Regions from separate parts of the Homo sapiens genome. Here region 1 is linked to region 2. A link is a loop called in an ENCODE intact Hi-C map of the cell type or tissue named here. Cell type or tissue: prostate gland. All regions are shown on one strand. Links, peaks and the distances in the headings refer to the core of each region. The heading gives the core; the rest is flanking DNA.

Region 1 (6,676 bases), core at 1,440-5,439, 160 kb after region 2:
AAGTCACAGTAAAACCTCAGCCATCCAGAGCACCAGGCCTGGTGATGAGAAAGAACATTTTATCCTTAAAAGCATCTGAATGCCTATGCTGCTTCTTGCAGAGAAAAGTCCAAAATAATCTGCTATTAAAGAACGAGGATGGTTTTGACATTTTTACCAAGCTAATGGTCTACGCAGACAAAATCTCATAAAAGGGCACTCTGTTCTTCTTGATCCACTCAGACATGGCCTGTGAGTGAAGAAACGGGCTCTCCTCCTCAAAGAAATCACTGCTGGTCCTCACACCAGCCTGACACTGCTTCATGGGTTCTTCAAAGAGAGTATTCCCATAGAAACTAAAAGGGAAGAGGAATGTGTCTGGCGGCCATTGCGGGCAGCAGTGGGCTTTGGGCCAAATTTTAAGTTTGAAAATCCAGATTCCCTCTTTTCGAGGGGCCGCCAGACTGAGCAGATACAGGCACCGTGAAAAGAGCGTGCCATGTTCAGATTAAGGAAACAAGGATGGTTTCTGTTCAGTTCCTCCATCATGCCTCAGGTCATGCGATTCCCATTTCCCTCTGTGGACCAAACAATTCAGTGGGGTTTCTGCCTTTTAAATATTTCATTATCAACATATCATCCTTTTAGCCTCCAGAAAGCATTTTAACATGGAGATTCTGGCTTAAGACTCTTGTGGGTCTGTCTGTCTGTCTCTCTCTCTTTTCCTTGAAACAGTCTCACTTTGTGACCTACGCTGGAGTGCAGTGGCAAGATCCCAGCTCACTGCAGCCTGACCTTCCAGGCTGTAGCAATCCTCCCACCTCAGCCTCCAAAGTACTTGGGACTACAGGCACACACCACTATAACTGGCTTTTTTTTTTTTTTTTTTTTTTTTAGGTAGATATGAGGCTTCACCATGTTGCCCAGCTGGTCTTAAATTCCTTGGCACAAGTGATCCTCCCTTTTCAGCCTCTCAAAGTGCTGGGATTATTGGCTTGAGCCATCATGCCCAACCAAGAACCTTGTCTCTTTTGATGCACCCCAGAACAAAACATCACTGCAAAAACACACCAAGGCATGAGTTTTAGTCCTAAGTCCCATTTATCCACCATACACTATGTGCCAGGCACAAGGCTAAGTGCTTCTATGGACGAGCTTCCCTTAATCTCAGCAGTAACAACCCCAGGCAATGGGGCCTGTTGACAGATCCATTTGCCACTGAAGACAGTAAGGCTCAGAGAGGGTAAGTGGCTTGTGCCATGTCAGCCAGCTAAGGAGGGGCAGAACCAGGATGCAAACCCCAGCCGCCTGGCTCCAGACTCGGGTTCCCAAGGTCCCACTACACTTGGTCACTCCACTGCATTCTGGTATCCTGGTCTTTGGCAGAGTCCACGTAAAAGAGGGAGGTAGAGGGAGTGAGAGGGACTTCATGCAATAAAGTGTCCCGGCGTTACACTGCCACCGTAATTGTGTCCCGACCAGGACCTCTCCCCTCTCATCCTTTCCGTGATCGGCCCTGGAAAACCTTCCACAGAACTATCCTCCTTCTCCCAGGATCTCAGAGAGAATTCATCTGAGTTCAGTGTCCAGGTGACCCAAGCTCTGAATGCGGTAACGTGCACGGAGAGATGAGGATGTCACCATGAGCAAGCCTCCCAGACAGCATCCGGGAGCAACCCCAAGACTGTGCAGGGGGGGGCTCTGATGCCGCCCACGGCGAGGAGGGCCGCCCGTGCTGCCTAAATGGGTTCAGAATGAAGGCCACCCTCTCGCCCATGTGGGGCTCATTCACCACGAATCCAATTATTAAGACAAGTTCAGCTGAGCAAATGGTCAAACATAAAAACATGTGGAAGGAACAAAGAAGTCAACCCCATTATCCATCAAAAACCGTCAAGGTGGCGGCCCTCACTGAGGGTTACAGCTCTCCAGTGGGACCTCATCTGCCCTCCAAACCCATGTGCCTCCTCAGTGGAAGGCCAGCAAAGCCACACAGGAAGAGTTGGCGTAGGAAAGCAGAAAGTGAACCCCAGGAGGACAGGCTGGCCACGGAGCCCCATCCCACACACACAGACCCAGTGACTCAGGGGCCCACGTGTGCAGGACACCGGGAGCTCACAGGGACAGCGCCCCGGGGGATGGAAGGAACTTTGCCTCCCTGTCCCTCTCTGTAGGGATGGAAAGAGGAGAGCGATTTCTGGGATGGAAGCCATCTGCCTTCTCTCAACTCTCGCTGCCCAACCAGAAAGGGAAGAAAAACAGGAAGATGAGGGACAGGTGAGGAGCTGGGTGAGCGCCGCCAGCCCGCAGCCCAGCAGAGCAGGGCTTGGCCAAGCATGGCAGGGACTTCCCCCCTACCCACACCACAGGCCCCTCGCCAGGTGAGAGGCACCAACAGAGTCCCAGACAGATGCCCCAGACAGGATGCCCAGCGCAACCCCCGCCCCTTCCGCTAGGGGCCCCCAGGACGCGGGGCTCCCCCTCCCCTTTTGGCCAGCCGCAGAGTCCAGCGGGTCTCCCGGCCAGGGACGTCGTGGGAGAATCAGGAAGTCGAAGCCACACAGCCGAGAAGGGGCAGCTGGCGTCTCGGAGGCCGTCACGAGCTGTCACTCCGCGCCCGCCGGAGTTGCCGCTCAATTACCAACTTTAACCCAGGGCCGGCCACGGAGCCTCCCGCCGCCCCTACCCCGCGCCCCTGGCACCCCCGGACCCCCGCGCCAACGTCACTTACTCCTCTGCCGTCGCCACCTGTCTGGGTGCCGGTCTTCTTCCTGCCTGGCCGCGGCGCGTCCTCCCCGTCCTCGCAGTCCTCGGGCTGCGCGCTTCCCCTCTCCAGCAACAGCCGCAGCCTCTTCTCTTCGGGAGGGACGTCGTCCTCCTCCCTCCTGGGCCCGCCATCCCTGCCTCGGGGCTTGCCAGTGGCTTCGGAGCTGCCGGAAGGGCTGGCCATGGCTCTGGGGGCTCTGCCTGCACCTGGGGAAGAGGAAGGACCCGGCGCGAGCGGCCTGTCGGCGGAGCTGGGGCGTCTGAACGCGGGCTCGGTGGGTCCGCGCGGCGCGGAGCTGGGCATCAGGGCGGGCGCGGACTCCTCCGCGGGCCGCTCCTGGCTCTCTGGCGCCCTCTGCTGGCCGCCCGCGCTCACCGCGGACACGCCGGGCCCTGGCCTGCGCTGCGCTCACCTGCCCAGGCCCAAGCAGTCGCTGTCCCCTGCCTGTGGCCAGGCCCGCTCTGGCCAGGCCCTGCACCTCCTCCCCGCCCCAGCCAGGTTGCACCCCGATGGTCTCCCTGCCCAAGGAGGAGAGAAGAGAAGGGACGCCCCGAGAGGGTGGACATCGGCCACAGCCACCTTGTCTTTGCTCTTACCCTGCGTCTTCCATGATTTGGAGGTGGTGGGAAAACTGAGGCTGCTCAAAACTCGTGGAGAATTCCGCCTGCAGGATGACATGAATGCACCTTCGCATTGCCTACCAACAGATCTTTTTTGAGCATCTCTGTGGACCAGGCGTGGTGATGGGGGAGGGGATATTGTGGTGAACATGACAGGCGTTGCCTTCACCCAGTGGGGCTCAGTGCTGGGTGAGAAGGCATTGAGAATGGACATTGTCAATTGGGCCAAAGGAGGCCAAGAAGAAGTGCTGGGGGCATGGGAACTAAAAAAGACAGGAGGCTCAGCAGGTCTTGGAGCTGGGAGAGGGCCAGCAGCAGCGGCTATTCCAAAGGAAACAACAGCTGAGAGAGGTCTCAGAGAGTTGTTCTCAGCCCAGTGGAGGGTGTTCAGGCAGAAGGAACAGCGTGTGCAAAAGCCCAGAGGCTGGGAAAGAAGCAGAAAGAGGACTGTGGGGCTGGAGCATGGTGGGCAAGGTGAGAGAGGTGTGGTGGGGGGACAGATTGCCTGGGACCCAGCTGTGCAGGGGCAGAGGAGATAGGGGATCCTTGCAGGCCCCCAGCCAGGGCTGAGGCACAGAGACAATGCAGGTGGGCAAAGGGAGGAGACGTGGAGAAATATTTTGGAGGCATGCCCTGATGAATGAGCCCAGGATGCACCCTTAGTGTCAGTGTGGAGCTCCTTCCTTGGTTGTGTGATGAGCTGAAGCCGGGGGTATTTTCTGGACATCGAAATGCTACACCCAGAGTCCAGGACAGGCTAAGTGAACACCAGCATCTCCTGGCCCACCTCAAAAGCAGGAGAGACAGGGGAGACTGGGGAGGGCCGGGGTGGAAGGGGAAGCCAGGAAGGCAGGAGAGGCCAGGGAAGCAGAGGAGGCCAGGGAGGCAGTGGAGGCAGTAGAGGCTGGGGAGGCTGTGTCCTTTCCATGATTCTGCCCAGGATCCTAGGTCCCTGTACTCCCTGAGCTTCCCCACCCCAAGCTCTGGAAACATGTTGCACAATGGTCTCCCCACTAAGCTCCTGATTGCAGCCCCTACCCTGCTGTGCTCCCTATTTCAACCCTAACAGCTCTCACAGTGGGCAGCACATAGTAGGTGCTCAGGAATCACTGGTGGGGGAGCACATGGGTCTGCTCAGCACCTTCCTCTCTCCTCCAGCTCTCCCCTGTCACGAAATAATTCTGATAAGAACACATGGGCTTTGAGTCCCTCTTCTATTACTTTCCATATGCTAATCCATCTATACCTCACAGCAGCCCTGGGGGTAGGTGCAATGAGGATGCCCATTTTATAGAGAAGGAAACTGAGGTATAAAGAGGGTAAGTGACATAGGCACACTACAGAGGCTGGGGCCAAGTGATCAGAGCACTCAATCCCCAAAGGCAAGGTGGATGAAGTTACCATAAAAGACAGCAGAGTCAAAGCTGCAGCCAGAATAGCCTGACTCGCAGAGACATATGGTGCCAGCTGATCATGGCATTCCTAGAAGTGAAATAGATAAGAAGCCTGCCACATTTTTACTGGATCTGTGTTTGCAGAAGAATTCTAGGTCAGGTGAGCAGAAGTCTAATCTGAATCATAAAAACAGAGTCACAGTCCCCAGTCAATTCCCAGACATAAGCCAGTTCACAGACCCAGAGTCCCTTGTCTGAATGGGAAGCCAGGTCCCCTCCAGAAAGGACTCTGCTCCAATGCCACAAATTAATACTGTCAATCTTTCTCCCAGCCTGCCCCCAAGGGAATACACAGCCTTTTACCAGGATGACTGAATAGTAGAAAAGGAACTAATGGGACCTGTGCAGGATCACTGGACACAGGCTCTGAACTGGCACTAGGGCGAGACTAGGGTCTACCAGTCAGAAAAGACATTTTGGAAGTCAGGTGAATGTTGGTGCAAGTTCATGTCATGGTAGGTCCATTGGGTCCCCAAATCCATCCTCTGGTTATATACAAAATGGCTATGTTGAGATTTAAATTCAGGGTATCCAACTTAGAGGCTGTGCTCTTACTCATGAAACATTCTGACACTAGTAACCAATTTAAAAATGCAAACACCTCCTGGAGCTAGCGAGAGTCCTCCAAACAGTCATGTAAATTGGTTCTGTCAAGGATTTCCTCCTAACCCCCCCACCCCCCCGCTGAGAGCCAGTTGCAAGGAGAGACTAGGGAAGGTCATTGGTTAACTTTGTTGCTAAAAGCTCCTCTGGATAAAGAAGAGCTTTATCCAGAAAAAAAGAAGCAAAATAGAGTTCAGCAGAAGTTGAGAAAAGAAGCAAATAGAGTTCAGCAGAAGAGGTAAGAAAGTAAGTTTATGTTTGACCAGGCACAGTGGCTCACGCCTGTAATCCTAGCACTTTGGGAAGCCAAGGCGGGCAGATCACGAGGTCAAGAGATCGCACCATCCTGGCCAACATGGTGAAGCCCCGTCTGTACTAAAAATTCAAAAATTAGCTGGCCATGATGGCACACCCCTGTAGTCCTAGCTACTCGGGAGCCTGAGGCAGGAGAATCACTTGAACGCAGGAGGCAGAGGTTGCACAGGGCCGAGATCATGCCACTGCATTCCAACCCGTTGGTAGAACAAGACTCCATCTCATAAAACAAAACAAAACAAAACAAACAAAAAAACCTAAGCTTATTTTTAAGCCTGAACAAGTGTAGTGGTTTAGGGGTTCTGCAAACACGGCCCCAGTCAGGCTACAAGATGTTGTGGCAGCAACATTTACACCCAGTCACTCCTGGCCGGCTGAGCCACTTTTCAAAACACCCTTGCACGGCTGTGCAGAGCGGATGGCTCCACTGGCAGCCGGCAAAGCCATAACTCACACTGTCACCACTGCCCTCAAACCCCTTCAGTAAGTACTTTGTTTTTTTGAGACGGAGTCTTGCTCTGTCATCCAGGCTGGAGTGCAGTGGCACAATCTCGGCTCACTGCAAGCCCTGCCTCCTGGGTTCATGCCATTCTCCTGCCTCAGCCTCCCAAGTAGCTGGGAATACAGGCGCCCGCCACCATGCCCGGCTAATTTTTTGTATTTTTAGTGGAGACGGGGTTTCACCGTGTTAACCAGGATGGTCTCGATCTCCTGACCTTGTGATCTGCCTGCCTCGGCCTCCCAAAGTGCTGGGATTAGAGGCGTGAGCCACCGCGCCCGGCCTGGTAAGCACTTTTAATCAATGCAACAGGAATAAACATTTGCTGCAGAGTGGCAATGTGCAGGGAGGAAAATGCTTCCACTCAGGCTCAGAAAGCAAAACCTCCTGGCTGTTTGCATCTGTGCAAGAGCTCGCAGGAAAAGCCCTCTGTGTGGCT
Region 2 (6,676 bases), core at 876-4,875:
CTGAGGCTCAGAGGGTTTCACAGCAGGGCAGGGAGCCCAGATTTGAATCTGTAGATACCAAGCTTTCTACTTTTTCAGTAGTTCCCAAGCATCTTTTTTTTTTGTTGTTGTTACGTCATTGGTGTCTTTTTTTCTTTTTTTCTTTTTTTTTGAGACAGAGTCTCTGTCGCCCAGGCTGGGGTGCAGTGGTGTGATCTTTGCTCACTGCAACCTCCGCCTCTCACATTCAAACAATTCTCATGCCTTAGCCTCCCGAGTAGCTGGGACTACAGGGGCCCACCACACTCAGCTAATTTTTGTATTTTTAGTAGAAACAGGGTTTCACCATGTTGGCCAGGCTGGTCTTGAACTCCTGACCTCAGGTGATCTGCCCGCCTTGGGCTCCCAAAATGCTGGGATTACATACGGGAGGTGAACCTGGGAGGTGGAGGTTGCAGTGAGCTGAGATTGTGCCACTGCACTCCAGCCTGGGTAACAGAGTGAGACTCTGTCTCAAAAGGAAACAAACCAAAACAACAACAACAAAAATAAATTGTGGTTAAGTAGAAAAAGTGTCAACTTACATTTTCAGATGTCCCAGCCAGGCTATGTGGCTGCTTGGCCAGCTTAAGCCACTTGTGCTTGGGGCTGTCGGGGGTCTTATCCGATTTTCACTCCCCTCGGGATGTTGCCTCACTGTGCTGGGAAGATTTGTGTTCCCAGGGCAGAGACCAGCGCTCTGACTGCACCCCTCTTGCCTAGCAGGGTCGGTGGACCTGGGTGTCTGTCTGCACATGTCCTCCAGTGGCCTGGACCTGCCCATGAAGGTGGTGGACATGTTCGGGTGCTGTTTGCCTGTGTGTGCCGTGAACTTCAAGTGGTAGGAGCAGAACCCGAATCTTTCTGGGGATAGCTTCACAGATCCACCGCTGAGGAGGAAACAGTGCAGAGCGAGCTGCCCACAGTGAGGCCCTGCCCCTCGGTCAGTCCAGCACACACTGGAGGCCACGAGGAGGAGCCCTGCGGTTACTGTGGCTGGGCTGAGCCTCACTGAAGTAGTTGCTTCCATTTAGAGCTCATGTTATATTTAGGTTGGTACAAAAGTAATCACGGTTTTTGCCATTAAAGGTGGCAATTACTTCTGCACCAACCTAGTATGAAAGAAAAGCATCCCAAATACTAGAACTCCACTCGGGGCTTTTGCTCCTAGAGTAGAATTGGCGGGAATTGCCTGCAGGCTTACATGGTTTTCTTTGTTTCTTTCTCTCCCACCATGTCCCTTTTGGCCAAGCTCACCTGGTGGGTTTGAATCAGTTAAACGATTGTCATGCTGTGGCCTCACTCCACCCAGCATAGATGGCTGTTTGGAAGGGCGGCGTTAGAGGAGATTCTAGAAGCAGTAGCCCCAGCACAAGCTGAGCCCTTGGCCCCTGCTCAGGAGCTGGCTCCTGGATGGGATTCAGGGATGTGAGCCCCTCATGTGAACTGAGCTCAGGAAATGTCGGGATCAAACCTGGTGCCCTAGAAAAGTCATCTTTTATGTGCTGAGCCAGTCCCCAGGGTGTTGTCTTTACTTGTTCCATGGCCATGGAATTAAGAAAAACATGCAAAAATAATTCTTCAGTCCTTGAAGAGCATCCAGCACAGAAGGTACAAACCCTCCTTAAGGCTCCCTCCTCAAATCAGTTTGTCCATTTTGATGTGCACCCCCCCAGGCCTTTATACCCTTCAGATGCCAAGTCTAAGAACCAGCTCCTGGAAACCACACCCCCTGTTCCAACCCCCAGACTGGCTTGAGCATGCGGTGGTGGGGGGAGCCCAGGTGGGCACCCCAGGGGTCTGGTGTCTTCTCCAGGCAGCTCTCAGGCTCCCTTGGTTCTCTCTGCAGTTTACATGAGCTGGTGAAACATGAAGAAAATGGCCTGGTCTTTGAGGACTCAGAGGAACTGGCAGCTCTGCAGGTAGCCACATCTGCCACCACGCCAGGGTGGGGAGGGTTCTGGAGACTGGCACTGAGCCACACTCCCTGATCCCTGCTTCCCACAGCCAGGGTGGGACCATGTGGGATCTGGCGGAAAAGCTAGGGAGGGAGCAGAGGTCACAGAGGCCGGCCCACTCTGCTGTCCCGTTTCGGTACAGTAGGCTCGGGAAAGTTAGGACACACCCCCACCTGCCCTCTGGATTTATGGAGCTGAGACTCCACAAATGATGCTGGAGCCAGGTGGGCCGGGCTGCAGTTTAGGAAGTGATCAGGATCAGGTAGGTGGGCGGGCAAAGGGAGCTTCTGGGACCAGCCTTGAAAGATGGGTGGAATTCTGCAAAGGTTACTTGTTTCTTATTGCTAAAAGTAATACATCATTCTTGCCAACAGAATGATTGGCAGGATTTTCAGTAAAGGTCCAGGTCAGAAGTCATTTAGACTGGGTCCCCCAGTCTCTGTCAGAACCATGGTACTCTGTTGTGGTGTGAAAGTAGCCACAGATCATCTGTAGATTAAGGGGTGTGGCTTTGTTCCAATAAAACTTTATTTACAAACACAGGCTGTGGGCTGGATTTGGCCTGCAGGCTGTAGTTTGTGATCCTTGATTCAGAGAGTTTAGCAAGGCTGAAAAGAACACCGACACCCCCTTGTTACCCACAGATGGGTGGGACTTGGCCAGAGGCCAAGAGGAGGGTGCTCGCAGGGGAACATACAGCACGTTAGAGGCCGGGAGGTGCTCCAGGGCACCAAGTGTGGGAAAGTGGGACATACGGGGAAGTTTCCAGAAAGCATGATGTCAAGTTGGAGGCGGAGCGCTGCTGGGGCGTGAAGAGTCTCGAGTCCAAGTGAGAGAGTTAGGAACTTGGGAGGGGTTGTTGTTGGGTCGGGGACCTGGGGTCAGCCAGGTGGTGACCTGGGATGGGGTGGGGACAGGCAATGAGGTAAGCTCTGCTCTTTATTTTTTTGCAGATGCTTTTCTCAAACTTTCCTGATCCTGCAGGCAAGCTAAACCAGTTTTGGAAGAACCTGCGGGAGTCGCAGCAGCTCCGATGGGATGAGAGCTGGGTGCAGACTGTGCTCCCTTTGGTTATGGACATACAACTCCTGGGCCAGAGGCTAAAACCCCGGGACCCCTGCTGTCCTTCCCGCAGCTTCTTCTCGGAGTCTCAGGGCAAACCCTTTTGAGCAGCGCCTCCCAGTGGCCAGAAGCTGAAATGACGGCAGTGGTGCCGCCTGGTGAATGAATTGGTTCTGTGACCCGGGAAGCTGTGCTTGGCTCTGATTTCTTTTCCGGAGGCTCGGAAACACTTCCTCTCTTCTTCTGTTCTTCATGCCCCATGCCCCTGCTAGCGTATTACTGTTCTGTGACTTCCCTGTGACCTCTGCAGTACTCCTTATCCTGCGTTTGGTCTCCAGGTGTCACCTTTCTGCCGTGTTCCTAACATTTTGATTCCTGTCTTGAAAAAAGCACCTGCTGCATCGTAAGCCCAGGGATGTGGCAGCTGCAGCGGGCTTGGCTTTGTGAAGAACTGAGTGTGTCCGCGGATGTGGCAGCTGCAGCAGTCTTGGCTTTGTGAGGAACCAAGTGTGTCCAGGGATGTGGCAGCTGCAGCAGGCTTGGCTTTGTGAGGAACCGAGTGTGTCCACATACTTGATACACACGTTTTTATTTGCACAAAGAAAATGCTATTTTTGGAGCCAGAGTTTTCATGTCTGAGTGATGGCGATTTCCTTAAGAACCAGAACTGCTGGCAGAAAGGGAGCACCCACACGCTTAGATAGCCGATGTCTTATTAGAGGGCAGTTTGTAGTTCCTGATTTGGAAATTAACATTCTCCAAACATTCCAGTCCAGTGAAAGTTTTATCAGCTTTCCCATATGAAACCTCTTCCCTTGAGAGTGACTTGATTCTCACAATCCCATTGGAGTCGTGTGTGAGTCCTACAGTGTGAGGTTCAGCATTGCCATCTCCAAGTGCTCTTCATAGGGAAACAGTTTCTGGTCATGACGAGGTTCCACTTCCCATCTGATCCTGGCCTGGCCTGGAAACAGAGCACATGTGTTTCAGGATGGCAGTGTTTGGGGACAGGACATGAGCGTATTGTGTGGGGCTGCTAGGACAGGCCTGGCGGGGTGGGGGGGCGGTGTCCAAGTCAGTTTACTTGGTTCACAGGTTCCCAGGCCCACCCAGGTGCCTAGAATTGGCCTCCAGGATGGGACCAGAAATCTGGTTTTGCATAGAAATGGCTAGCAGCGGGCACCATGCCGCTGTCCACTCTCTACCCGCATCTGCCCCAGCACTTGGCACAGCAGGACAGAAGCAGAGATCTGAACCCACATCTACCTGGCTGCTCCGTCAACCCACTCTTCACAAAGCTTAGAAAGCGGCCAGGCACAGTGGCTCACACCTGTAATCCCAACAGTTTGGGAGGCCAAGGCGGGTGGATCACTTTAGTTCAGGAGTTCGAGACCAGCCTGGCCAACATGGTAAAACCCATCTCTACAAAAATACAAAAATTAGCTAGGCACGATGGCGGGTGCCTGTAATTCCAGCTACTTGGGAGGCTGAGGCAGGAGAATTGCCTGAACCCAGGAAGCGGAGGTTGCAGTGAGCCGAGATTGTGCCACTGCACTCGAGCCTGAGTGACAGAGTGAGACTCCATCTCAAAAAAAAAAAATCACACACAGACACACACACACACACACACACACACAGCTTAGAAGGGGCTGGTGTTCTCATAAGCACAGATGTCTGAAGAGCCGTTAGCCAGAATGATCCTTTTTTTTTTTTTTTTTTTTGAGATACGATCTTGTTTTGTCACCCAGGCTGGAGTGCAGTGGCACAGTCATTGCTCACTACAGCCTCGACTCCTGGGCTCTAGCAATCCTCCCATTTCCTGAGTAGCTGGGATGACAGGTGTGTGCCACCATGCTAGTAATTTTTTTATTTTGTAGAGATGGGGTCCTGAATTCATGGCCTCAAGTGATGCTCCTGCCTCAGCCTCTTTTATTATTTTTTTTTAGACAGAGTTTTACTCTGTTCCCCAGGCTGGAGTGCAGTGGTGCAATCTCAGCTCACTGCAATGCCTCCCAGGTGATTCTCCTGCCTCAGTCTCCCAAGTAGCTGGGATTATAGGCATGCACCACCACGCCTGGCTAATTTTTGTGTTTTTAGTAGAGATGGGGTTTCACCGTGTTGGCCAGGCTGGTCTTGAACTCTTGACCTTAAGTGATCCCCTCACCTCAGCCTCCCAAAGCCTCAGCCTCTTACAGTGTTGGGATTACAGGCATGAGACACTGTGGCCCGGGATGATTTTCAGTCACAGTTTTTTGTTACGAGTGGAAAATGCGTATTTATAAAAATGAAATAGTACAGACATGAACGTGTAGAAGTCTCTATAATCCTGCCATCCAAGGATGGCACCTGTTAACGTGTATATCAGGGATGTCCAATCTTTTGGCCTCCCTGCACCACACTGGAAGAAGAAGAATCGCCTTGGGCCACACATAAAATACACTAATGCTAGCAATAGCTGGTGAGCTAAAAGAAAAAAAAATCACAAAAAAACCTCATACTGTTTTAAGAAAGTTTACAGATTTGTGTTGGGCCGCAGGTTGGACAAGCCTGCTCTATATATATTCCAGGTTTTCCCCTATAGGTATACTTATGTGAAAATGATTATTGTGATAATTTTTTTTTGAGATGAAGTCTTGCTATGTTGCTCAAGGGGGCCACAAACTCCTGGGCTTAAGCCATCCTCCCGCCTCAGCCTCCTGAGTAGTTGGGAATATAGGTACTCATAACCATGTGTGGGTGATTATTATTATTTTTTAAACAAAAATGGGGCTGGGTGCAGTAGCTCATGCCTGTAATCCTAACACTTTGGGAGGCTGAGGCAGCAGATCGCTTGAGGTCAAGAGTTCAAGACCAGCCTGGCCAACATGGCGAAACCTCGACTCTACAAAAAATACAAAAATTAGCCAGGCGTGGTAGCACGCACCTGTAGTCCCAGCTACTCAGGAGGCTGAGATGGGAGGATAGCTTGAACCTGGGAGGTGGGAGGTTGCAGTGGGCCGAGATGGCACCACTGCACTCCAGCCTGGGCAATACAAAGCCAGACTCTGTTTCAAAAAAAAAAAAAAAAAAAAAAGGTGGGTGGGGGCTTCTACTATGTGTGCTGCTTGGCACTGTTTTTTTCACTTAAAAGATATTGCAGGTATTTTTTCACGTAAGTATCTGAAGAAAAACTTCCTTTTTTTTTTTTTTTTTTTGCCTTTTTGAGACAGGGTCTTGCTCTGTTGCCTAGGCTAGAGTGCAGTGGTGAGATCAGGGCTCACTGCAGCCTCCACCTCCTGGGCTCAAGCCATCCTCCCACCTCAGCCTCCCGAGTAGCTGGGACTACAGGTGTGCGCAACCATGCCCGGCTAGTTTCTGTATGTTTTGTGGAGATGGGGTCCCACTATATTGCCCAGGTTGGTCTTGAACTCCTGGTGTCAAGAAGTCCTCCTGCCTTAGCCTCCTAAACTGCTGGGATGACAGGCCTGAGCCCCGCGCCCGGCCAGCCTCCTGTGCGAGGTTGTGAGGGACTCTGTCATGGAACCTAGTGTGTCTTCGTGTGCTGGCTTGTTTGTTGGCTCTGTAGTTAACGGGCTGCCCCACGTGGACAGGCATTGGACCCGTGTCTGTGTGTGCAGGCAGAGGCTCCTGCGCGTGCA

What was found. Peaks named below come from ENCODE experiments on the same cell type or tissue, not always from the same donor. Only the 100,000 strongest peaks of a DNase experiment are listed, where the experiment ranks them.
Region 1: a loop joins it to region 2, with 6 times the contacts of the local background. A loop is called at or near these places in 10 of 110 quality-filtered maps.

What each region holds. Positions count from the first base shown.
Region 1 is chr3:125,762,853-125,769,528 of GRCh38, reverse strand. It overlaps LOC112267908 (translation initiation factor IF-2-like), which reads right to left. Exons shown (of 4, transcript XM_047449437.1): 3 at 2,711-3,148. Among named protein-coding and RNA genes, the nearest start is that of MIR548I1, 24 kb to the left of the region's middle. RefSeq lists enhancers at 2,276-2,920, 6,256-6,676. In prostate gland, for the core only: no CTCF peak of the experiment used is centred there; a DNase peak (open chromatin) is centred at 3,018; H3K4me3 peaks cover 645 bases.
Region 2 is chr3:125,925,821-125,932,496 of GRCh38, reverse strand. It overlaps the pseudogene FAM86JP and the pseudogene ALG1L1P. Among named protein-coding and RNA genes, the nearest start is that of ROPN1B, 40 kb to the left of the region's middle. RefSeq lists enhancers at 305-805, 806-1,306. In prostate gland, for the core only: a CTCF peak has its summit at 3,151 (motif pointing left); a DNase peak (open chromatin) is centred at 3,156.